5 separate regions of the Mus musculus genome follow, and regions 1, 2, 3 and 4 are each linked to region 5. The links are chromatin loops, found by intact Hi-C in ENCODE. Cell type or tissue: heart. All regions are shown on one strand.

Region 1 (5,000 bases), 52 kb before region 5:
TCTTCATGGCCAAATAGACTTTTTTTTTTTTTTTGCTTATATGCAAGCATCTTTTCACTCTGTTTGTCTGCTGGTTGTCATCTCTGCTGATTCTGTTGCTCTCTGAATCAACAAATGTGGGCATGCAAGTATCTCCTTTGAATATATGCCTGGAAGTGATATGGCTCGGTCATATATTAGGGTTTTTTTTAATGTTTTAAGAATCTCTACTAGTTTATGCTCACATTGGTAGTGAGCAAGCTTCCTCTTTCTCTGCAGCCTCACAAGCATCTGTTTTCATGTTTTCCTGATGACAACCATTCTGATGGGCAAGACGAAATCTCAATTTTCATTTGTATTTCCCTGATGCTGAACAGTTTTTAAAATATACATTGTCCATCCGTGTTTCTTTTAGAGCAATCTTTTCTGCTGCATCCCCAAAGTTTGCAGGATGAGGTCGGTTGCACGAGGATGACCCATCATCTTCTGAGTGTGCTGCACTAGAACCGGTTCCCTGCTCTGTTGGGACCAGAATGATGACGAGCACTGCAGACTTCTCAGTCCAAAGCCGTGCCTACAGGTTTCTGTGGCACTGTTCTCTGTTTGGTGGATTCAGACAGGCTGTGTTTAGCCTTTCAAGCCCCCCTCCACCATTTCTATGGTCCTACAGTCCAAATTACCTCTTCCATTAAAAATGGGGAAGGGGGATTTGTACCCTGGCAATCTCCCAGATCTCTGGGATCCTCCTACACTCTTTACAGTGTTTGTCTGCCATCTCCTGGGGCTGTGACATTTCTCATCTGGCTTGGCTTTACTATAGCACAGACTGTCTGCAGCTTTACAGCTCTCCTTGTAGCAGATCTGTTGTATCTTTCAAGACACTTCCTTGGTGGAACTCTTCTCCACAGAAACCATTTAGCATGGCATGTGCTAGCTAGCTTCTCTGCGAAAAGCCCAATGTAGGCTTTATTCCTGTTTTCTCTTGTTTCTATATTGGTGGTTTCTTCTCTTGACTTTCTTTTACTTAATCGTGTGTGTGTGTGTGTGTGTGTGAGAGAGAGGGGGGGGAGAGAAATAGAAAGGGAGTCATGAGAGGGAAGGAATAGTTCTTAAGATAGGAGTAAAGAGAAAATAATGTATTTGTGACATGGAAGCAGAGCACAGTGGGAACACTTTCAGCGGAATGAATAAAAACGTAGGTAGCAGGGAGAGAAGGGTAGTAGGGGACAGGAATAAATTAGAACAAAGAATATGGTACAAATGTATTAAAGTGCCATAATGAAACTCATTGGTTTGCATGTTATCCTTAACAATTAATGAAAACAGGAAAATCCAGATACATACATATATACATACAACACACACACACACACACACACACACACACACACACACACACACACACCAGAATAGAGATGCTACCTCCCAGGATGCTGGTCAGTATCTCTGTGTAGCTATGAGATTAATAAGGACAACACATGGGGCCAGTATGGTTAAGCTATTCAGAATTAATCCCACCAAACCATTTGCATAGTATTTGTATAATGTACTTTTTTGTGTGTATCTTTAGATTAGTGGACTAGGTGTCCTGCAAGGCCAGAGGCAAACAATCCAATCAGTAGACACTAAAGCCAGGCACTGATCTTAGACACCAAAGCCAGGCATGATCTTTAAGCTATTGCTTTCGTCATGTTTTTCTCTGGGCTTCTTCAAGTTCTGGGGAAGCTTGGATGAGGGGAAATGCTACCATATTGTGTGACAATAAGCTGTGGTCATGATGAAGAGCCAAAATGTCTGGTACATAATGGCCAGGAAATAGGATATCTGGAGCCCAAGATAATCACTGGAGTATCTCATGAGTTCTACTCAGGGGGATTATACCGAGTAGGCAATTGTGAGACATGAAGATATTCTCATCATGAAATATCACATCTGTCAAAAAAATCCAAGCTATGCAAGTGCTGACTGAAGGAACTATAGGCTGAGCAGTAGTGAAATAATGTTAATCACATAAATTACAACCCTCAGAGCAGAGATAAGTAACTTCTTTAACTTTCCTTTACAGAGATCTTTAAGACTATGGATGGCTACTATTTTTTTCCCACGACTATTTCTCATCTCTCATGACAATCCCAATTAACTACTAGATCCCAAGTTATCTTCTTAAACTTTGCTTTTATATTAACCCCAAATCAACTACTCCATCCCAAGTTACCATCTGTAACTCTGCATTTATATTAACCCAAACTATGGCACACAATAGACTCTGTCATGTTGAAGGAACCATTCATAGTAAGATATTAACATTGCTCTATGATAATATTTTCAGTGTCTTACCATGACCAAATAGATAGGTTTTGTTTGTCACATTGGTTTCTGATATGTTTGGGAAGGTGAAAAGAGCAAGACGGTTTTGCAGGCCTGAGTCTGAAAAAGAAAATGAAAAATCTGATGTCAGCCACTAGGACCCAAGTCTTCCTTCCCATCCAAAACAAAGTCACCCATTGTTTCATTAATTATATAAGCCATTCTTCTTTCCCCCTGGATGGACAAATACAAAGACTTATGGGATAGTCTTTTACTTTACTAATAATTTGATGTATTTAACAGATAATACATGCAGAAACATTAACAAAATGAGATGCGGAAGGATCTTATTCAATGTGTTATGTCCCCTGGCAAAAGCTTTTGTAAGCCCTCCTGTCAGTACACCTTGGTCTCTATCAGTAGCTTTGATGGTGCCAAGGTAACTGTGATCTTCTGTATAGTAACATTGGATGAACAATTCCAAACTCGCTTCTTTTTAAAAAGTTGCTCTTCATAGAACAACATAGAAACCCTTGAGCTATCTGGAAAAGGATGATGTCAAGTTCCCTTAGCATTCTTACCTGCCTGACATGATGGTATTGCGGGGTCCCACTTTCCATCTGCTTGACATGAACTCCTTCCATCCGTAGACATAGGGTAAGAGCCTTCATTACAAATGTAGAAAACATAGTCTCCGTAGGCATAGATGCATGTGCCAGTGAAATCTCTCCTTTCACTCACAATTTTGATTTTCTCCATATCTGGTGTTGGGCAACATATCCCTGTGAGATTAAAAGAGGTGTACATGTTTCAGCCTGTGGGAAAGACACCATTGGCCAAAGTTCGCACTCTACCTATGGAAGACATTAATAGTCAAGCTCGTGGGATTAGGATAGAATGTTACTTTCAGAGAAGAAGAAGACTTATTCAGCAGGCGTAAGGTTTCAGTTAAAAAAATTCTAGAGTATTCATATCCACAATTTATTTATTTTAAATAATAGGAATATAATAAATAATCTTTAATACAAAAAAAATTCTAGAAATGTTCAATGCAAAACAATACAGAAATACAGTTAACAATAATAACGCTACACATCGATTGACAGAGTACATTTAAGTTTTAGTGTTGATAAACACGATTTGGAAGGAAAAAAACAGAAAAAGCTTTATCAAGATGGCATAAATAAGTCTTTATTTGGTCAAACATACTGTTTATTTTTTTCTATTTCTATGATAAGACACCATAGCCAAGTCAACTTATAAAAGAAAGAGTTTAATTGGACTTTTGTTTTTTAGAGGGTTAGAGTCTATGATGGCAGAGTGAAGGCTTGGTAGTTGAAGCAGCAGGTGCAACTCATACTTCAATTTGTAAGCGGGAGGCAGAGAGCACACTGGGAATTGTGTCTTTTGAAGCCCCAAAGCCTTTCCCCAGAGATGCACCTCCTCCAACAAAGCCACAACTCCTAATTGTTCCTAAACAGTTCCACCAACTGGGGTCCAACTGCTCAGACATAAGTGCCCGTGGGCATCATTCTTACTCACACATATATACCTAGAACCACTATCCATGCATAAAAAGTACCTTCCCAAAGGGTAGGAGAGTCTGGTGAGAGGCCTCAATGATTTGTATAAGCCTAGTCAAAAAAAAAAAAAAAAGAGTACCTTGTAGAAGGTAAGAAGGAAAGGGTTGCATGTGACATTGATGTTCACTCCTGCCTCAACCCTGTTCCCAACTCAAAGCACTGCAATAAGGAGAGAAGAAAAGGAAGTAGACATAAGTCTTAGAACCAGTATTGCTTCAGTGGCCACCACTGGACAGAGCTCCAAGACCCTTACTTCTAGGTTAGTGTCTAAGGACATAATCTCCATAGACAAAAGAAAATCTGTGACCCCCGAAGGACAAACATATAGGAATCTTCTTTCTGCTGCCTGTTATGGTGTAGGCCTAAGGACAAATTCTCAAAGGTCTGTTCAGGTGTAAGCTTCCTGTGGGACCTAAATTACTATCAGATTTAGTGACCAAGACATAGATTTGTAATTTTCTCTCTTCAACCTCAAGCAACTTTAACCTTCAGTCAAGAAAGACTCCATCTGCTGAAGTTAGGTTAAGGAAGTAAGCTTGAGACTTTACTTTGCAAGTCCTGCTATGGTAAAACCCAATATAGGGAGAACACAATGCTCCTTGACCAAAGGCTAGTACCCAAGGTTAGACCCACTATTACCAAGATAGCAGGTGGAGACACAAACAAGGCTTGGGCAGGATATTCAATACAGATCATTTCTGGTAGGTTACTGTACTCTCTGGCCAAAAGTGGGCAAGAGCAGGCAGTTACAAAAGATGGGGTCTTGGTCTTGGCCTTGATCCTGTGCTGTGCTGATTATGGCCATCAATAGACTCCAGGACAATCCAGTCACTCCTTGGCCACGTGACCACAAGACTGGTTGCCTCAGACATAATTGGTGGTGCCAAGCTACAAGCCAGTGACTCTACATGGGGATTCTCGGTCTGTTCCAGGCAAAACACAAGTCTTCAGGATCTATTATGAAGGGACTACACTCTTTAGCACCCTCAGCACCTATCCTGAACATCACAGTAACTGCAGATTTGTGACAAGGTTGGGCTTGAAGTACTCCCCTACCCCGTAATTTCTAAAACACTGTTAGACTCAGTTCCTGGCTTATGGCAAAACTTGACTTGGGATGTTAACTAGTGT
Region 2 (5,000 bases), 58 kb before region 5:
ATTGGTAACCTTGGGGTAAGTGTAGATTTCTCTAACAAGATATAAGGAAATCCTGGCCATAAGGGGGGAAAATGTGAAGTATAGGTTTACTGTGACACTTGTTCAATTCCTTGCAGACAGGCACAAAAATATCAACTCAAATAATTTAGATAATATTACCTAATCACAAAACGTTTGTGTATGTCTGTACACATGCTCTGCCATGGCTTAAGTTTTTCTGAATATCGTGCAATATCTAACACAATGTAAATGTTATATTGAGGCTAGAGAGATAGATGGTTCAATTGTTAAATGCTAGGCAGGCAACCAAAAAATATAAGAATTGTTACATTGTCAAGAAAAGGAAACCTGCACGTGTTCATTACAGATGCAAGATTAGAAGAAATGTTTTTCTTTTTTATTTCTTGTTTAGTTTTGTCCTGGACTCACTTTGTAGACCAGGCTGGCCTTGAACTCAGAGAGATCTGCCTGTCTCTGCCTCCCCAGTGCTGGAATTAAAAGGCGCACACCACCATGCCCAGAGAAAATTAGTTTTCAACTACAGTTGGTTGAGTCCACAGATAAGGAAACTACAGCCATACAGGGTTTGCTGCATCTCATCACACTTTCGTTCTGAATTTACGTTTATAGGGATGAAACTTCAGGAAAGAAAAGACACTTCATAGTGTAGAAACAGGTGCCTTAACACACATCCCAGAACAGACATTTATCCGGAATTCTTAAATATCTGCCCACTAAATTACAAGGAGACACACAAGCCAATAGAAAAATGGATAACACATCCTAATTAGCACTTTATGAGAAAAAACAAGATCTGAAAGTACAATAAACATAAGGTGTTCGAGCTCATTAGTCTTTAGGAAACAACAAATTAAAAACCTTAATATGAGCACACTTCATGGCCAGAAGAATGTCCCAGAAAGCATAAAAGGAGCAAGTGATTCATAGACTGCTTGCTTTCTGCAGGTGCAAACACCCTTCGGAGGATCATTCTAGAAAAATACTGAGAAAATACACACAGCCTCACAGTCAACCAGCAATTTCATCCTTAGACATCTTCATGGAATAAAAATCCATGTACTTAACAGAAGACACATGCAAAAATAGTTTTAGCAGCACGCTCATAATACCCCAAATGGAAAATCATCCAATAATCTGTCTGCCTCAGGCAAGGAAAATGTGGCATAGGCATGGAGTGTGTAAAACTGAAGAAATTGAAAAGAAACGATCCTGGAAGAATGCTGTTTGCTCTTCCAGAGGACCCAGGATCAGTCCCCAGCACCCACACAGCAGTTCACGGCTATTTGTGACTCCAGTTCAAGGGGACCTGGCATGCTCACATAGTCATGCAGGCAAAACACAAATGCACACAAAAATAAATAAATTTTAAAAATGAACATCAATAAAATTCAAAATACATGTATACAATGAGTACAAAAATATGAGATTGAAATAATTTATTGCATCTGTCTTAGTTAGGGTTTCTATCACTGTGATTAAACAAACAAACAAACAAACAAACAAACAAACAAACCATGACCAAATGCAGCTTGGGAAGAGCAAGGCTATCATACAGCTTAAAGTCCATTATCCAGGGAACTCGGCAGGAGCTCAAGTAGGAACATGGAGACAGGGATTGATACAGAGAAGGAATATTGCCAATTTGCTTGCTCTCCTGGCTTTCTCGGTTTTCTATTTATATACTCCCAAACCACTGGTCCAGAAATGACACTACTCACAATGAGTTGATCCTTCCCATCTCCATCATTAATCAAGAAAATGACCACAGGCTTACCTACAGGTGGCAGTTGTGGTTCCCTCTTCCCATATAACTCTAGCTTGACAAAGACAAACAGGGCATATATGTGATTTAATTTTTATAACTCAGAGGGACCCACAAAACTAATTTGCTTTAAAGGGAGACAAGAAATCTTTGTAGTGTGGATTGTGACCAGCAGGGGTCACCAAAGAATCTCTGCAGTCTAGTAAGTTTCTATCCTCTCTCTCTCTCTCTCTCTCTCTCTCTCTCTCTCTCTCTCTCTCTCTCTCTCTCTCTCTCTCTCTCTCTTCTTCTCTCTCTCCTCTCTCTCTCTTCTTCTCTCTCTCCCTCTCTCTCTTCCTCTCTCTCTCCTCTCTCTCTCTCTTCCTCTCTCTCTCTCTTCCTTTCTCTCTCCTCTCCTCTCTCTTCCTCTCTCTCTCTCCCTCTCTCTCTTCCTCTCTCTCTTCCTCTCTCTCTCTCTCTCTCTCTCTCTCTCTCTCTCTCTCTCTCTCTCACACACACACACACACACACGTTCCTTAAATTAGCATTCTGTTCGGCAGACGCTAGGCTCATGAGACACTGTATAATGGCATTCAGTGACAATTCAGCGGAATTGAGATTGGAACAGTGTGAGTCACAGTCTTTGTAAGGTAGAGAATAAAGAAGAAATAAAACCACCTACAGACATATTAGACAGAGACTTTGTGTTCTGGGTAAATCATACTCTTGTGACACACTGAACAGAAAGACAGCATAAAAATTGGACATTTGACAGTTTATATTTAACTATTTCAGTGAGTCCAGCCAAGTAGACAAATTGAACCACAATGGCTAGACACTAATGAATGACATAGTTTCAAAAACAAAACAGAAAAAAAAAAAACACAACCTAAGTTCTTCTGGCCCCAAAACCTTTTAACAGGAGTGGTGGTGTGTGTCAGGCCAGCTGCTGCGTGGAGACTCTGTCCACTAATTGCAAAGTCTAAATGACCTATTAATTTTCATAGACTGAGGTTTCCTGTGTAACTGTATCCACTTCTCTTTCTGATGTTCCAATCGTTCGATCTCTAGAAACAGCTTGTACACCTTCAGGGCCCTGTGCACATCTTCTGGGCTTGAGAGGCAATGCAAGAGTTGTGCGCCTCTGCTCACTATTCTGCAGTCTTCTAGGACCTCCTAAAGGTAATTTAAAGAAATAAGTAGGGAAGGACACAATCTGAGAGGGATTCTTGGCAAAGTGAGGTTGAAATCATTGATGGATAGAGAGAGAATCAGGAGAGACTTTGCATCCTAACAGGTTTTCATATGCAGGCCGAATCACCAGGAAGAGAGGTGTGTGTGTGTGTGTGTGTGTGTTTGTGTGTGTGTGTGTGTGTGTGTGTGTGTATGTGTGTGTGTGTGTGTGTGTGTGTGTGTGTGTGTGTGTGTGTGTGTGTGTGTGTGCATGTGTGCGTGTGTATGTATTTTCAGATAGGGCTCAGAACCCAGGCCAGACATGAACCCTGGACCCTTCTGTGCCCTCCTCCTTGTTGCTAGGATTATAGGTATCTGACACTACAGCTGGCTCTTGAAGAGCAGGAAAGTATAGCTGAAGAAAAGATACAGAGCTGCAAGGGGATTCAGAGCACCCCACAAGAGTAGGTGAGGGGGAGTCCTGTGCATGATCCAGAAGCTGAGCAGAAGTATACAGAGCATAAACCCGTAAAGCTATGGTCAGGGCACTGGGTCTAAGAAACCCTCAACTCTCACGTTCTGGATCCAGCCACAGAGCAGAAAAATCTACTCCTTCCAACTCACCATGATGCTTCATGGTTATAAGTGTGAATCTGGCCAACTGGGCACCCTTGCAGGAGTCAGGTGACAACATCATAGATTGGGGAAAGGCCACTGTAACGAAGGGTGAAATCACAGAGGTTTCCTGAGTTGTTCCACTCACCATCTGACAGCTGGGTACCTCAGGGTACCACGTTCTGTTTGAACAAATGATGTTTGGTGAACCAACTATGGTATATCCAGGATCACATTGAATGGTGATATTTTCCAGTTCAGCATAGATAACTCTCTCCACAGACAGGTTTCCATTTATGACCATTGGTTTGAGACACACACCTTTCATGGCATGCTCGGTTGAGTTTTCTTCTTCAAAGGGGCATCAAATTGAATTAGACAATGAAAATCATGAGAAACGTTGTACATACTTGCAGTCAGGTTCTGCAAAACTTATTAATTTCAATGATAATTATAATAGTCCTGATATCTATTGAGAAAGACTATATGTATCTATCTGTCAATTTTTTCTTACCTTGTAAATTTTATTATTATGCCTCTATGAATTGGTTTCAGTTGTTATTAACATTTTGCCAACAAGGAAACTGAGAACGTTAATAAATTCCTAAATCTCCCTGTAGCTTGCCTTGCATTTCTTTCCACAGCCTTGATCTCATGCATGATGCTAGGGATGCCCCTTTCATTGTCCTCCCCTCTTAATGGTCCAGAGGTCAGAAGAAACAGTGGCCGGTTGCTAGCACAATGGTGAAGGAACCAAGGACAGTGAGAGGCAGTCACATCTCACTCCTCATCTTCGTTCTCTATTAGCTTAGCAACCAGGGGCATCATCAGCTCAGGAAACGAACACGCATGGAAACATGGCGGTCATCATAGAAATTCAGTGCAAGTTTGCAACACTTCATGAGCTATGAACCCTTGAGATTCCTTGGAACCTTGGAAGGAAATAAAGGTTGATGTGGAAAGCTTACCAAGGGCACAAGGAGATTCTCGAATCTAAGTTATCAAGTCTAGTTTCTAAGTACTCTAAAAAGATATCCGATAACTGAGTCACAGTGGCTGCTTCTGGTAATGTGCTACCTATTCTTTTAGGGCTCAGGAGGGGAACCAAAGTTCATTTTTAATGAGTTTTCTTTTGGTCAATTTTTTTAAAGTTTACCATTCCTATTTTAAATATTACCAGATAGATAGATAGATAGATAGATAGATAGATAGATAGATAGATAGATAGGAGATAGATAGGAGATAGGTAATATAGAGAGATAGATATTATATAGATAGATAATAGATTACATAAATAGATAATAGATTACATAGATAATAGATTGCATAGATAGATAATAGATTACATAGGTAGATAATAGATTAGATAGTTAGATACTAGATAGATAGATAGATAGATAGATAGATAGATAGATAGATAGATTGATAGATAGTACAATTTAGGTAGGCT
Region 3 (5,000 bases), 87 kb before region 5:
TATTCTGAAGGAGGTGACTGGGCCCAGCTAGACAAATGTCACACATCCCCTCCAACTATGCCAATCCTAGATGGGACTCCTAAGGCTAGTTTTTCTGGTTTTTGTTTGCTTGTTTGTTTTTGGTTTTTTTGTTTTGTTTTGTTTTGTTTGAACCAGAGACTCCAATCAAGTGGAGGAAGATAGAAAGGAGCCATTAGATGAGGTGGGGAAATTCCCTTAAAGGAGGGGTGACTAAGAGAGTTCAAGATCCTTGAGCACACAGATAAGCACTGGGGAAAACAGGCAGGTTAACATGCAGGCTTCAAAGGAAGGAGATGTTTACCTATTTTCCACCTGGAAAGCTGGGAATGAATGTAGTTAGTTATCTGTAGAATCTTTTGTTATCTGTAGGGCCAGGCTTCTCCTGAATCCTCCAGACTATGTTTATCCCAGACTCTCTCTACCTATGTCTTGAGCATTGTCTCTCAGTCAATAGGTTCTATTCACCCTTCTGAGAGATGGCTACAGAGTTATCTTAGGCCAGGTCAATCCTGACTCCCAGGGGCGTTAAGTTTATCCAAGTCATCTTCCTTAGAGTCTTATCTTGAGCCTTGTTTCTGAGTCAACAGAAGCCATCTTTATGGAAGAAGTCATACGTATTTTGTAAAGAATTTCAATGTAAACATGTCTGAAGCTTTGCTGTACAGAAGGGATTGAGTTAATTATCATCAGGAAACTTCCCCTGCCTCTGAAGTTGTTCTGTGCTTAAAACATGGCTAAAATAAACTGCCTGGTGTCAGACTCTAGAAGTGTGAACCAGCACTGCCTAACTAAGTCGTGTTCAGCCAGATTCCCTTCTTGCTCGTGCAGACCACTTCCTTGCCTCTTCTGGTGTTTGTAAAGATCCCCCAGAGAGAGAGATAGCAAAAGGTAAATAGGGAGGAACTTTGTGTTGTGATAGGTAGATGGGCAAAAGAAGACAGCAGTGTGTGTGTGTGAGTGTGTGTGTGTGTGTGTGTGTGTATTAACCAATACTAAGAATGTATGCCAAGTCTCTACTATTTTGAAAGTCTTACTTAAATTGTAATTTTTAAAAAGTTAAGTGGAAATACCACATAGGTGGACTTTACTCTTCCCAGAAGCCAAGGATTACTACCAAGTGTAAGATACCTTCTTATAAATTGTTGGCCACTGAAACCCCAAGGACCCCAAAACATTACAAGCTACTGCCAGTAGCCTTGGTTGCTCATCAGAGCTCAAGAAGACCTTACTGCCCCAGACACTCAAGTGTGAGTTGTGGGAGGTAGAGAAGGCAGGCTGAATGGGAGCTAGAAGCTTCCTCCGTGTTGGCTCGCTTTCATGGTGTTAGAAGGGGCCTTAGAAGCTGCTGGTGGAGAAAAACCAGCAACAATCCTACCCAGCTTCTGATATGCCCACCACTCAATATTACAAAACAATTACCTGGGTAACAAAGACTTTTTGGATTTGAAACCTGAGCCCCAGCAGGAAACCCACGCCTGCACAGTGAACTTGGTTGGGCAGAGCCTCCTGCCGTTGTTCCGTTGTTCGGCAGAAGGATTGAGCATCAAGTTGCTTTCTACATACTTCTCAATGAACCACGTGGATTATGGCCGTTCCCAGCATCCATTATGAAAATGTTTCCTGTGGGTGGAGGTTAACACAGAGACCTATTAAGTGAACGGACAACTGGGACATACTCAGCAATAAAAAGGACATCTGTGTCACCACCTCCAAGCCTCAGAGAGCATCGTGGAAGGGGGGCAGCAAGAATGTAACCAGAGGCTGGGAAGGAATGCTTAGCAAGGGAGTCTTCTGATCACACAGCTACGTTCTTACTGGTTCACTGGATTGTGGACACCTGCACAGGACCCACCTAAGAATCTGACTGTCACCATCTCCCCACATGTGGGGCAAGGCTGCTCAGGCTCTATGAACCCTGGGTGACAGCAGGCCGAATCATTGCTCAGGGGAGGAAGTTACTTTCTTTAGTGGTGTGCTAATGGTCAACTCCCCACCTTCCAGTAAACAACCCGCTACTCATGCCAACAAACATAAACTCACATGGTGTTTAAAAAAAGAAAGAAAGAAAGAAAGATATCAAACTAGGAGTGGATTTGCTCCAAAACAGGACTCAGTGGTGGGATAAGAGTGTAATGACGGATTGAAACTGAACGGTTATAGGTACAAAATTGTCAAAAGATAACAGATGAAACAGTGCACTAAAATTGTCTTTATCTTGGTTACCGGGGATTTTTACTTTCCTTCCTTGTTTTGATGCCCACTTCGAATACCTCGCTTGCCTCACCCTTAGCCTGTGGCTCAACATGCAAATCATCAACAACTCAATGGAGCGCGCCAAGCTGTGTGAGTGCAAGGTGGAGGGGTGATTGTCAGTTCTCATCCACCCACTAACTGACCAGGCTTCGTAGTACTCCTTAGCCGAATGGAGAATACTCCGGAAGACTTCTAGAAAGTCCTATCGAATTTTATAGAAAGCTGTGTCTAAGGGCTTGTGTTTACTGTTTTGGTGAAGTGTGCTTTATAGAAAACAAAGGTATGGTAGGAACAAATTGAGCTGCAGTCTGCAAAGCTAAATTGGGCCAGCAGAGTGCGCCAGAACACAAGGAATGGACGCTACTAAAGCGTTGCTTGCCCTCCCTTCCACCCCCGACCCCCACCCGCCTCCCCCAGGTAACACCGAAAAGCCCCATACAACTTCGGCATCCGTGTAAACCGTGGGAAATCCTGAGTTCCTTTACCCCACTCCTCGCGATATAGCACAACAGTAGCCCGGTTTCAAACCCAAAAAGTGCCTCTCTCACACGTCAAGTTTTTCTCTTCCCTTCCCATGTTTCGGCTTTTTAGGTAGTATTTTCATTTTAACGTACTTACAGCCCTTCTGTGCTTTCGTTTTGCTAGGCCACGCATCCATTTAAGTTTGTTTATGTATCTTTTCTCTGCTGGGAAGTCCTTTAGTGCCTGGTTTCCACTTTTAGTCTCTACTATACTTTTGTAACTTTTTGAAGTTACCTTACTGGATTTTCTTTCTTTCTTTCTTTCTTTCTTTCTTTCTTTCTTTCTTTCTTTCTTTCTTTCTTTCTTTCTTTCTTTCTTTCTTCTCTCTCTCTCTCTCTCTCTCTCTCTCTCTCTCTCTCTCTCTCGATTTATATATTTATTATATATAAGTACACTCACTGTAGCTGTCTTCAGACACACCAGAAGAGGTCATCCAATCTCATCACAGATGGTTGTTAGCCACCATGTGGTTGCTGGGAATTGAACTCAGGATCTCTGGAAGAGCAGTCAATGTTCTTAACCGCTGAGCAATCTCTCCAGCCCATCCTTTCTTCCTTCCTTTCTCTTCTTTTCTTTTCTTTTTTCTTTTCTCTCCTTTCTTTCTTTCTTTCTTTCTTTCTTTCTTTCTCTGTCTTGTGTTTTTTTTTAATTGTCTTAATTTTGCACTAAAACAATCTAGTTATTGTTTTTGTCTTTCGTTTTTAAAAATATTTTGAAACTTTCTGCTTTCTCTTTCCAAAACTTTGCTCTCTTCTTTTTTCCTTGTATTTCATCTGTTTTCTTTACTGTTCCCTTTCCTTCTTCCCTCATTTCATTGAATTCCTATTTCAAAATAAGAATTTGGATTTGTTGTCAGTTATTCATATATAGGTGTGGGTAGGTAGGTTGGTGGGCGTGTGTACAGTAAGTGGAGACCAGAGCATCGCATATCCCTGAAGCTGGGGTTACTGGCAGTTAGGAACCACCTGACACCAGGGGCTGGGAAGGGAACCTGGATCGGTTAGGAGATCGGCCATGCACAGCAGGGGGTTCCCCTTTCTCAGGATTAGAAACAAACCACAAACACCTGTGTTTTCACAGAGAAGTCCTTTATTAAGTGTTGGGGGGTGGGGCGCTGGGAGGGTTAAAGTGGCTGCTTTCTGACTCAGGCAGAAAAGCAGCAACAAAAGACCTGCAGGCGTATCCCAGCAATCAGGAGGCAGAGGCAGTCGGATTTCTGAGTTCAAGGCCAGCCTGGTTTACAAAGTGAGTTCCAGGACAGCCAGGGCTATACAGAGAAACCCTGTCTGGAAACAAACAAACAAACAAACAAACAAACCCCAAACAAACAAAAAAAAACAAGCAAGCAAACAAACAAAAAGAAAACAAAAAGGGCAGGGCTGTGTTAGAATGGGCTACTAATGGAGCGGATGTGGTATATTTTATTGGGCACATTAATTAGGAGAGCCAAAGGGGGCTTTTGACTGTGGACTTCAATTCTTTGATAGCTGGACCTCCAGCCTCAGGAGGAGGAAGTGGCCAAATAAGGAAACAGAACTTGGTGGCTATGACTGTAATCTATCCGTTTTTAGCAAGGCAGAGGGAACAGGGGAGAAGGGCAAGGCCTGCCAGAGCCGTGCTGGCCAGGGTCCCTTCAGGGTTCTCTGCAAGATCAGCGCATGCTCTTTACCGCTGAGCCATCTCCAGCCCCCTTTAAACAATTTTTAACTTCATTGTGTTCTGGCACATTAGTTTTGTCACTTTTCGTGGCTATCAGTGAACATCAGTGTCTTTCTCTATGTTGTGTAGCTTGATGTTGGTGCCCTTGAGGTGGCTCACTTTCTTCTTCAAACACAGTTTGGTTGCAGGACAGAGAGAAACAGGTGGGAACAGCCTGGAAAACTCTTTTCTGCCCTTAGCTTTCATCATGCAGGAAGGTGCTATTAGCCCACATAATGAGAAAAGGCCATAGCTTGTGTTTCCCATTGGTGAGCATTGAGTCCTACGACACCAGGCAAGGTGCTCACTGGTTCAGTGAACAGCAATGATACAAGCAAGCCTATGCGCTCACCCGAGGACCTCATAGGAAAGCCAATGGCACAGAGGGGAAGTCCGCAAACTGGAAAAGGAATCAGAACCGGACTTCGAAGGTCAGCAAGGAGGAGCGCTGCAGCAGAAGAAGCTGAGGTTGAAACAAAGCAGGCAGGAAGCTTGGACAATGGAAT
Region 4 (5,000 bases), 67 kb before region 5:
ATTTCCTGAATTCAAGTGTTGTAGTAACTCAATAAAGAAATTGTGGTATTTTAGATAAATGATCCCAGAATACATTCTTTGGTCGGTGGGATCCGTATACAAAGGTAAAAGGTAAAACTAGTTTGGACAACAGTGGCTTGAAAGACTGTGCACAACATTTGGCAAAAGTATCAGTGCTAGGTGATGAGAGCTTTGATTTTCTGAGGAATTCATCAACTAAGGATATAGGCATTACTCACAATGTGATTCAGTGTAGCTTGTAAAACAATCCATGCAACAAATTTTTATTTTCACAAAAGAAATAGATTCTACTGTAGAACTGGCTTAACCAGTATCTCATCTATCTATCTATCTATCTATCTATCTATCTATCTATCTGTCTGTCTGTCATCTGTCTGTCTATCTATCCATCCATCCATCTATATATTTACTTAATTTTTACCAAACTGGAAATATTTAGCCCATTATATTTCTTATTTTAAGTTGACTAAAACTAAGTTCAATCCTATCACTATTTAAATTTTAATTTGGGAAATTTTTACGTGTTTCTTTAAAAACGTTTATATTTTTATTTTATGTGTGAGTGCTTGTCTACATGCATGTATGTGCACCACATTCATGCCTAGAGTCCTTGGAGGCCATTAAAGTGTGTTGGATACTCTGGAATTATAGTTCTAGTTGTGAGCCACCATGTGGGAGCTGAGAACTAAATCCTGGTCCTCTGCAATAGAGCAACTGGTGTTCTTAACCCCTGAACTATCATCTCCTCAGCCTCTTGTATATGTTTCTGAGACAAATTTTTCTTGTGTACTGCAAGCTGTTTTCAAATATACCATGTAGCACTGACAAGCTTCAAACTGGCAGTCTGCTTGCACTGGAGTCATGGGTGGAAACTCTAGCTAAGGGGAATTTAATCTTACATGATTTTCATTTTTGTTTTAGCAAGTTTAGTTATGAATATTGTTATGTGAAATGTTTACACTTCTATTTGGTATTAAGGTAGATATGAAATACAACACAAAAAAGAAAAATGTGACAACATTCAGGTATCTAAATCTGTATCATTTATGTATTAGTATTGACAAGCAGTGATGGCATTGTTGGACTTAAAAGTATCTGAATCAGAAAGCTGATGATTTGCTCAATGATGGCAACATAAGACTCATAGTCAGTGTAGATAAAAAGCACAGCTCTCAACTCATCCCTTCTTACAAACCACAATCAATCCATAGCCTTTTTCATAGGTAACTTTTTATCTCATAGTCTTTTGTGCTCTCTCATTAAACCCGAAGTCACTGCTGACCACAGAATTATTTCTCTGTAGTTGTAGAAAAATATTTTTGTAATAAAAATTTGTAACTGGTGTTTAAGTACCAAGTTTGCGTCTCACATAACTTCATAATCTCTGGGGAAACACAATGATGAAGTAGGCTTAGTGAAAGTAAAACTATTTCCTGAAAACAATGTGACGAGTAAGTACAACTGGTCTACCATCCGCTGTGGCAGCACTCCCATCAGGAAAGAACACAAATGATCTTGACAGTGCAAGACAAACACAATGGGGTAGAATGGGGCTGGATGAGGAAGTGTGTGGCAAAGTTCAAGGACAACAAACACATTTCCCTTTTCTCCTTTATTTGCAGTAGGATCTTGCTCTGTGGCCTAGGCTGGCCTATTGCCTGTAGAACTGATATGTTGTTTTTACAATTAAAGTAAACATTTAATCTACTACCTTCTCCATTTTGAGTTAAAAATAAACTATCTAATTACCATGTTAATTAAATAAATGTTTAGCAAATTTTGTTTCTTTCTGTTTTGTGAGATAATGTCACTTAATATATATCTCGGCTGCTCTGCAGCCTCAAATTCATGACCTTCCAACCTCATACTCCTAAATCCAGGAATTACACACATATGCCACCATATTTCATTTAAATAAGAATATAGATTAGGGATGGAGAGATGGCTCAGAACTTATGAGCACTTGCTGATCTTTCAGAAACCCTGGGTTCAATTCCCAGAACCCACAAGGCTGCTCACAACCATCTGTAACTTCAGTTCCAGGGCATCTGATGCCCCTTATTGTGTCAGAGGATATGAGGCACACACATAGTGTACAGACATACATTGAGATAACACACCCTTACACATTAAATAATATCTGATTAAAACTTTAAAAGGATACAGAAATAGAATTTCATACCACAATGCAGAAATTTAAATAAATAAATAAATAAATAAGCATAATGAATACTGGATAACCTTCTGAAGAAACTAGGCAGCAAAGAACTACTGATAAAAACTGATACTTTGTATACATTTAGGGTGTATCGTAAACTGCTATAATGAATACCATTACCACACCCCTCCACAAACACTAAACACAATGTCTGACTAGGATGACATTAATCTTTTTCACACAATACAGAGATAGATGCTAGTCTGTGACTCAGAATATAAAGTCAACCAAGGCCTATATCCCTTCCCGTCCGACACTCCAACATTCCCTAGGGCATTGTCTTCATCAGCAATGTGGAAGCTTAGTTCACCAGCATCATCAGCATTTTATAGCCCTTGGTAGTGGAAAAAGGAAGTAGGTAGTGGGAAAAGGTAGTAGTTAGTCAAATGACAATTTGAAGGAATAGATTCTCTCCTTTCACCATATGGGTCCAGGTATCAAACTAAGAATCTCAGACTTGGTAGCACGTTCCTTTATCCACTGAGCCACGCCACTGGTCCTCTATTGTACTTTCTATGATAACTTATATAGTTAAATTGTATTTGATCATTCCTTTTACTAGAAATCTGAAATATTAATATGCCACTATTATAGCAGTGAGGTTTTCTGAGAATGATTATAAGTTTACCACTGGTAGTGTTCTGTCGGAATCCACTTTCTCCCAGCCTGGGTTTCTCTTGAGCCGTTCGCTGGTAGCAACGTGGGAGTCCATAGATAACTCCTCTCTTGTTTCTTCCATTAGGAATTTTCTCTGTCTTTCATTGACAGCTTTTATTTTTTAAAAAATGATTTATTTGTTTTATGTAAGTACACTATTGCTGTCTTCATACAGACCAGAGGAGAGCATTGGATCCAATTACAGACGGTTGCTTTGGCTCCTGTGGGTCGTTACGCGCTGCACCTGCCCAATATGCCAGCTAATTTTGATATGCCTTGACTAGCTCGCTGGGTGGGCACTTCTAAACCTCCCTGTAGCTAGTATATATTCCTCTCCAGTATTCCTGACTTAACATCTAAATCTACATTTTATCTTTGGTTCCCTGTTATCTTCTGGGGAGTACCCCCATAGGGCCTCATTCCCTTTCCATCTACATGGCTGGATGGTTTCTCTCCTGCAGCTCTTTAATCCCTCTGACTTTGAGTCATGGCGATTCTCCTCTCTCCTCTCTCTCCTCTCTCTCCTCTCTCTCTTCTCTCTCCTCTCTCTCCTCTCTCTCCCCTCTCTCCTCTCTCCCTCTGTCCCTTGCTCATGCAATCTAAAAGTCCCGCCTCCATCTCCCTGCCCAGCCATTGGCTGTACAGCAATTCTTTATTTCCAATTGAAGCCAGCTGGGAGCAGGGACCCTCAGGTCTGGAAGTGCGGTTTGGGGAGCCGAATTAAGACAAAACATTAGAACCAATTCCCAACGTACTATCTCACTCATTATCCTAAAAACAGTATGGAACACAGTTTAGGACAACCAACTACGGAAGTCTGAATACAAAATATGCTTAAGATACTAATTATCCATTTGCTCAGCCTCGTTAAATTCATGAGTAATCTTACATGCAAAAATAAAATACGAATATGTTAGAAACTGGGTTTCCATTCTGTTCTTTAAAATATATTCTAATATAAATGAGTAATAAAATAGCTTCATAAAGATATAAAGGTAAAGACTAAAACAATATTTCCTATAAATTACCATTTAATGTTTAGAGGCTTACCAGAGTGAGATGTAGTAGAAAATAGAGAGAGGAAGGCTCTGGTCATCCTTGATGCTGGGCAATGGTGAGCCAATGTCAGGTCCTCTGTGAGGATCTTAAGTGACCACAGGGAATCCCTTTCGTATATGAATATTTATTATCATGAATACTGTGGCAAGGATACAGTCAGATTGTTAGGCCATAGATATCTGTATTGAACAGAGGACAGCAAGCCAGGAACATCTCTTTTCCTCTCTTGGGAAAATTATGATAATAGCAAAGACAGGTCATCTTGCCTTCTTTCTCCATAGAGCTATAGTTAAGTCTCCAGGGAATGATTGTATACCTTCATAGCCATTTGTACCCAACAAATATTTATATAGCTCTATGCCATAAAGCTATTTGGGAATGATAAACAACATTTTGAAGTATCATCCCACTTATAAATTAAAGCAATAACTCACGTCTGCATTTTTCACTACCTCTATCCTAGTGGGATAAACTACGGTAAACTAAAATTGGTTGCCATAAGCTATTATTGCTGTTTTAAGGACATAAGACAATTATTCTACAGATTATAAAGCAATACATTATGTAATATCTTCTGTTTATGCAGTAATTTATACTTTTACTCATAAAATAAAGTGAAGCTTTATCATGTTAATATAAAAGTGTTCTACTAGATGACCACTACACTAGAGAAAGATAAGCCCAGAGGAATTAACTTTTAATAATTTGAATATTCACCTAAATATCATACCTTAATATAAAATTGTTTCAGCTAGATAAGTACCTTATGATTATATTTAGCTTCCCAATGATTCTATAATTATATAATTAAATCTATTCCTTTAACATGTAATTCATTGTAGTCAACATGGAGCTGAATTATAGCTGCTGGCTAACTTCTTTAGAATTCTTCTAAATTCCCTAATTAATTTACTATTTCTCATAATTCCATATTTAATCATAAAGGATAGGAGAACACCAGAATAGAGGCAGGGCTCTGAGAACCTGTGGTGCTGAGAATATTCCCTGTAACTTACAAGGCATGCTGCCAAGTCTCAGAGCTGAA
Region 5 (5,000 bases):
TAAAAATGGAACTAATGATTTATTATAGGTGCTAGGACAGAAGATAAAATATTGACTGGGTTTATCTATATAAAACTTCAACACGAATAACTTAGTTATGGTTTTAAACCTTCAGAGAACCTATAGAGCTGAGACAGGTGATAGATATTTAGCCAGATAATTACTCCTAATGGATATGCATGTAAACATTCTCTGCTGTAAACTTCTATTTCAACTTATGATTTGATTTTTTTGTGTGAACTTGTGATGATCTTTGTAACATGTGATCATGTATTCTGGAAGATGTATAAGTGCTGAGGACAGGAGAGAGAGGAGAATATGTTGCCTTTCCCCACTTAGAGTAGAAGTTTTCCTTTTCCTCTTCCGGAAAACTCTTTTCCCTTACTAGAATTTTTGCCCCCTTAGAGAACTTTTCCCCTTCCCCGTTTAGGATCTTTCTGCCTTTCCCCTTAGTTAGCTTTCATAGAAAACTTTTTACAACTTAGTGATAAATGCTATAATCATTTTTCTAAGTGTCCCCTTTTCTTCCTGTGACTTCCAACTAGCAGGCTGAAAGTCAGAGCCAAGTAGCTCCTGATGAGATAGTACAAACTTAATCCTTGCTGTGTGAAGAAGATGTGCTAAGTGCCAGAGACTGCAGTTCTGGCTTCAGAAGATCATAGAAGGCAGGTCAGCTACAGTAGCATAGTAACTTAGATAAGTAAACTTTTTATTATTAGTAATATATATCTAAATATCTAGTAAGACTAAGTCTTACCCCTGAATCATAACACAAAGTCTTACCCTTCAGCCACGCTCTTTCTCCTCCGCTGCCTCAGCCTGTAAGCCCAGCTCCAAAGGACTCAGTGCTTATTCTTAGCCCTCAAGTACTAGACATGCATGTGGGGACATAGATGTAGATGCACACAAAACACTCATACACATGAAATAACATAATTAATAAATCTAAGACAACTGAAAATAAACCAAATTGTTTTATGCTTTAAGAGCAGAGAAAAATTGACAGAAAATTATGCTTAGATTTCGAGATCTTTTTCTAGTCATTTCTTTTTTTTTTAATTATTTTCTTTCCTATATTCATATGTAAAGTTATAACAATGGGGTTTAGCTCGAAAGTGACCTTGGTTCTTCGAACAAAACTAAAACTATATAAACGAAATTACCGAACAGGGAGCTGGAGTAATTTCAGACAGACTGCATACTGACTGGGTCAGGACACAGTGAGAGCTATCCTGTGTGCCCTCATCATGTGCGCTGGCATCCTGGTGAACCTCAGGCATGCGCGCGCACAGAGAGAGAGAGAGAGAGAGAGAGAGAGAGAGAGAGAGAGAGAGAGAGAGAGAGAGAGAGAGAGAGAGAGGAGAGAGGAGAGAGAGAAGAGGGAGGAGAGAGAAGAGAAGAGAGAGAGAGAGAGAGAGAGAAGAGAAGAGAAGAGAGAGGGGGAGAGAGAGGAGAGAGAAGAGAAGAGAGAGAGAGGAGAGAGAGAGAAGAGAGAGAGAGAGGACAGAGGAGAGAGGGGAGAGAGAGAGAGAGAGAGAGAGAGAGAGAGAGAGAGAGAGAGAGAGAGAACGAACCACACGGGGAAGCTAAGAGGTGTCCGCCTGGATCCATGGGGTGCTGACAAAGAAAGGGGGTGGGGGGCTCAGATATATCCACAAACACTTCCTGTGCTGCCCGCAGAAATACTGACTTGTAAAGCAGGAAGCACACAAGAACCCAGGGTGAGCTTTGTTTACACAGCTTAAATAAAGGCAGGCTGGGCCTTCTCACTCACTCAGAGTTATATAACTCAAACCGATTCTTCCCCTGGATGCTCTCCTCAGGGAGCACCCAGGGGAAGTCAGAGCAACCAGTAGGCATAGATAGCAAACACTCAAGAATCCTTTCACATTCTCAGGTAAAGATGGAGACCTCAAGCGCTCCAACTTCCCAGACACTGACACTGGCGCCCTCGTGTGGTACGAGGTGGGATACTCCTGGGCGCGCACACAAACTGCTGCAGACTTTATTTGCTTCATTCGATTCCTCAACTAACCAGTGTGGCAGATGATACTCGCAACGTTTAAACTAAATTATCCCTCGGAGTTAAAAGTTTTTCTACAGAAAACTGTTGACAGAAAACACAAGCAATTAAGCCCACGAGTGCAATGGCATTGTCTAGTCATTTCTTAATCGTGATTTTGTTAGTATGCCAGTCACTGACCTTGCCTATGTGTAACTGACGTGTTCAAGATTAACTTGCTTGCTCTCTAGAAGATGTTTTTATTCTTGCCATTTTACCAGAAAGAAACTGAGGAACAAAGATCTTTTATTTCAAATGGAGATGAGGGAGAGTTAGCAGCAGTATTTGGATACTGGTATTTGCCTAACTCCTTGCAAAAGCATAGCTTTTATGGTATGTTTTAATAAGTTAACAGTGTATATAGAATGATGATGCATTTTGATATTTGAAGAATAGATTTGTGGTTATTTGCTAGTGACATTGCTTCTTTATGTTTCCTTCTGCTTCTTACAAAATAGACCATCAGTTTTTTTAACTTTCAAATTTATTTTTCTATTTTACTAGGAACAAACACATTTTTATTCAACATTTTATTCCTTTTACCTACTGGAAGGAAACATATAATCATTGCACTTTCCATTTTTCCTTGCTTACAGAGACAAAATAATTAGAAAAAAATGTATTTCCTGGAAATATGAATTTTCCTCTATAAATCCAAGGAAATGTAAGAAGAGCTAAAACTGTCCCTGTGGGAGTAAGAAAATATATTTTTTCTCATGGATCCTGGCAGGGATGATGTCTTTAAACATGGACACAGTTTAAGTAATTTTTAAACATTAATCTGTTAGGTCCAGAAATAGCTGTGTTTGTAGTCGGTGAATATTTTATAGAATTAATTACAGCAGTTAAAATCTACACACAACGCTTATATTTAAAGTGCAAGGAAAGTAAAAAGAAACCTCATAGACATTACCTATTTCTATCCATATATATTCCATTATTAATACTTATTATGTTGTATATATTATACTTATTGGAGATAGCTTTTTAAACTAATTTTAATAATAATAATATAATTTTTAAATGGAAGACTAATTTCATTAGTGTAAAAACAATTCAGGGTTCCATGTGAAGTGACAATGGGAAGCACTCAGACACGAATGAGGAAGGCTCAGAGGGAGCAAGGATGGTGCCTACAAAGAGAACACAGATGCAAACGACAGTGGTACAGGCTTTCTCTCTGGGTATCGGGAGTGTAGCTCCAGCAATGTTAATTCAATATTTAGGGAAATGCTGATCAAATCAGAGAGAAACTTTGAGAATTCACAGATGGCTGTTGTAGTCTTCATGGTCATCAGTCCTTTAAACGTCCTTCTTTCAGGTTGGAGTAAGGTCCAAGAGACTACATGACTTCCCATCATGATGGCTTGCACATCGCCACAGTTAACAGGAGGCTGGGTATCGTTCCGTGGGTAGCCTAGACTGGGCTGGATGTGTGTAGAAAGGGGTATGAGAAATGTTTAGAGTAACTCTGAACTCTAAGGACATGGGTGATGTGCACGTGTGAGACAGTGAGAGACTGAGCAGTCTAGGGACACAACAGTGTGAGTGAGCCAAAGTGAATTGTGCACCTCAGATTTTTAAATAAATGTATTATTAATTGTATATAGAAGTAAGTGGATGACAAGAGCAAAATTGACTTTTAATTCACACATTCAAAATGTACACATTGCATTCAGAAAAGCAAATTTATGAGCCACAAGATGATAGTTTCATAGATTTACTACCTATTAATTATAACATAATTAATGAATTATTCTAAGCAGATATTTATTATCATGAACATTGGTGCCAGCATTACAAAGGTTGGTAACTGCAGGCAATCTGTTTGGAACTGAAGTCAGAAAGCCAATGAGACGCTACTTCCTCCTTAAGAGAACATACAGTCATAACTCCCGGTCAGTGTGCTTCAGTGTGTTTCTCCTTTTGTATCTGGAGCTGTAGTAGTTCAACCTCCAGAGTCAGCTTGTAGATCTCCAGAGCCATTTTCACATCGTGTGAATTTGGCACATACTGCATGGTCTTGTTGCCTGTAAGCGCAGGCTTAAGGTCTTCAGAGGCCTCCTGAAAGAGATGCAGGTTTGAGGCAGCAGAGAGTGGCTTCACTTGGTTATCAAGAAATAGGACAACAGTATATTAGGTGGTCTAGAAAAATAGGATGCAGTATTCCTAGGTTTATGGGAGATCACTTTTTAACGGGATTCAGTATTTTCACACACTCAAATGAAAATAGAAAAATGTTCTATGCCAACTCCCCAAATGACATGAGAAAAAAAAAAGCAGGTTCTCTGAATGACTTAGAAATGATCCACAGGAGCCAGGGGTCAGCACTATTGGCTGGGAAAAGCATTTTAGTGTTTGATGGCACAGAAGTTCTTAATCTGTGTTACTTACCTGCTCACATCTGGGCACCTCTGGATACCAGGTTCCACTCTCTGAACAACTGATGCTTTGGGAACCCAGCATGGCAAAGCCAGAGTCACATTGGATGGTGACATTTTCAGACTCAACATACTGATCTTTCTCATCAGACAGCGTTCCATTTCCTACCTCTGGTTTCTGACATAGAGCTACAGTGAAAACAAGTTTTAGATAATTGCGATCTGAGGGAAAAGACATAGTAATAGTCTACAGTACAAAGAATGAACTGAACTTGAAGTAGCTTATTCTGTTTTCCATTCATTTATTAGCAAAATGTTGAACATTTGTGACAGTGTATGCATATAATATGATTTTGACTTAAGTCTCAAGATACTCCTGCTAAGTGAGTATATTACCTTTCTGTTTTATCAAAAAGAAGATTCAAATACAGAAAAGGTAAGAAATTTGTCCATAAGTGTAATATGTTTAGACAATAACATGACAGGATATTTTAAAACTGTATATGACCCCAGACTCTCACGTGATATATTAACTCTTACTACAAACGGTACTGCAA

Evidence for each region. A loop is a pair of places that touch in the nucleus more often than their neighbours do. Peaks named below come from ENCODE experiments on the same cell type or tissue, not always from the same donor. Only the 100,000 strongest peaks of a DNase experiment are listed, where the experiment ranks them.
Region 1: a loop joins it to region 5, with 1.9 times the contacts of the local background. A loop is called at or near these places in 18 of 42 quality-filtered maps.
Region 2: a loop joins it to region 5, with 7 times the contacts of the local background. A loop is called at or near these places in 19 of 42 quality-filtered maps.
Region 3: a loop joins it to region 5, with 7 times the contacts of the local background. A loop is called at or near these places in 25 of 42 quality-filtered maps.
Region 4: a loop joins it to region 5, with 2.5 times the contacts of the local background. A loop is called at or near these places in 21 of 42 quality-filtered maps.

Annotation. Positions count from the first base shown.
Region 1 is chr1:130,580,533-130,585,532 of GRCm38, forward strand. Zp3r (zona pellucida 3 receptor) reads right to left here. Exons shown (of 12, transcript NM_009581.2): 9 at 2,868-3,068; 10 at 2,317-2,406. Among named protein-coding and RNA genes, the nearest start is that of Gm23623, 13 kb to the right of the region's middle. In heart, no CTCF peak of the experiment used is centred here; no DNase peak of the experiment used is centred here.
Region 2 is chr1:130,574,188-130,579,187 of GRCm38, forward strand. It overlaps Zp3r (zona pellucida 3 receptor), which reads right to left. Exons shown (of 12, transcript NM_009581.2): 11 at 3,699-3,901; 12 at 2,519-2,938. The coding sequence ends at 2,732. Among named protein-coding and RNA genes, the nearest start is that of Gm23623, 19 kb to the right of the region's middle. In heart, a CTCF peak has its summit at 1,938 (motif pointing right); no DNase peak of the experiment used is centred here.
Region 3 is chr1:130,545,549-130,550,548 of GRCm38, forward strand. The region is part of intron 2 of Gm16083 (a long non-coding RNA gene); the gene reads left to right. It also overlaps a transcript of Zp3r not described here. Among named protein-coding and RNA genes, the nearest start is that of Gm16083, 33 kb to the left of the region's middle. In heart, a CTCF peak has its summit at 2,592 (motif pointing right); a DNase peak (open chromatin) is centred at 2,643; H3K4me3 peaks cover 542 bases; H3K27ac peaks cover 1,099 bases.
Region 4 is chr1:130,565,446-130,570,445 of GRCm38, forward strand. It overlaps a transcript of Zp3r not described here. Among named protein-coding and RNA genes, the nearest start is that of Gm23623, 28 kb to the right of the region's middle. In heart, no CTCF peak of the experiment used is centred here; no DNase peak of the experiment used is centred here.
Region 5 is chr1:130,632,245-130,637,244 of GRCm38, forward strand. C4bp (complement component 4 binding protein) reads right to left here. Exons shown (of 10, transcript NM_007576.3): 9 at 4,457-4,632; 10 at 3,677-4,126. The coding sequence ends at 3,962. Among named protein-coding and RNA genes, the nearest start is that of Zp3r, 5.1 kb to the left of the region's middle. In heart, a CTCF peak has its summit at 1,959 (motif pointing left); no DNase peak of the experiment used is centred here; H3K27ac peaks cover 453 bases.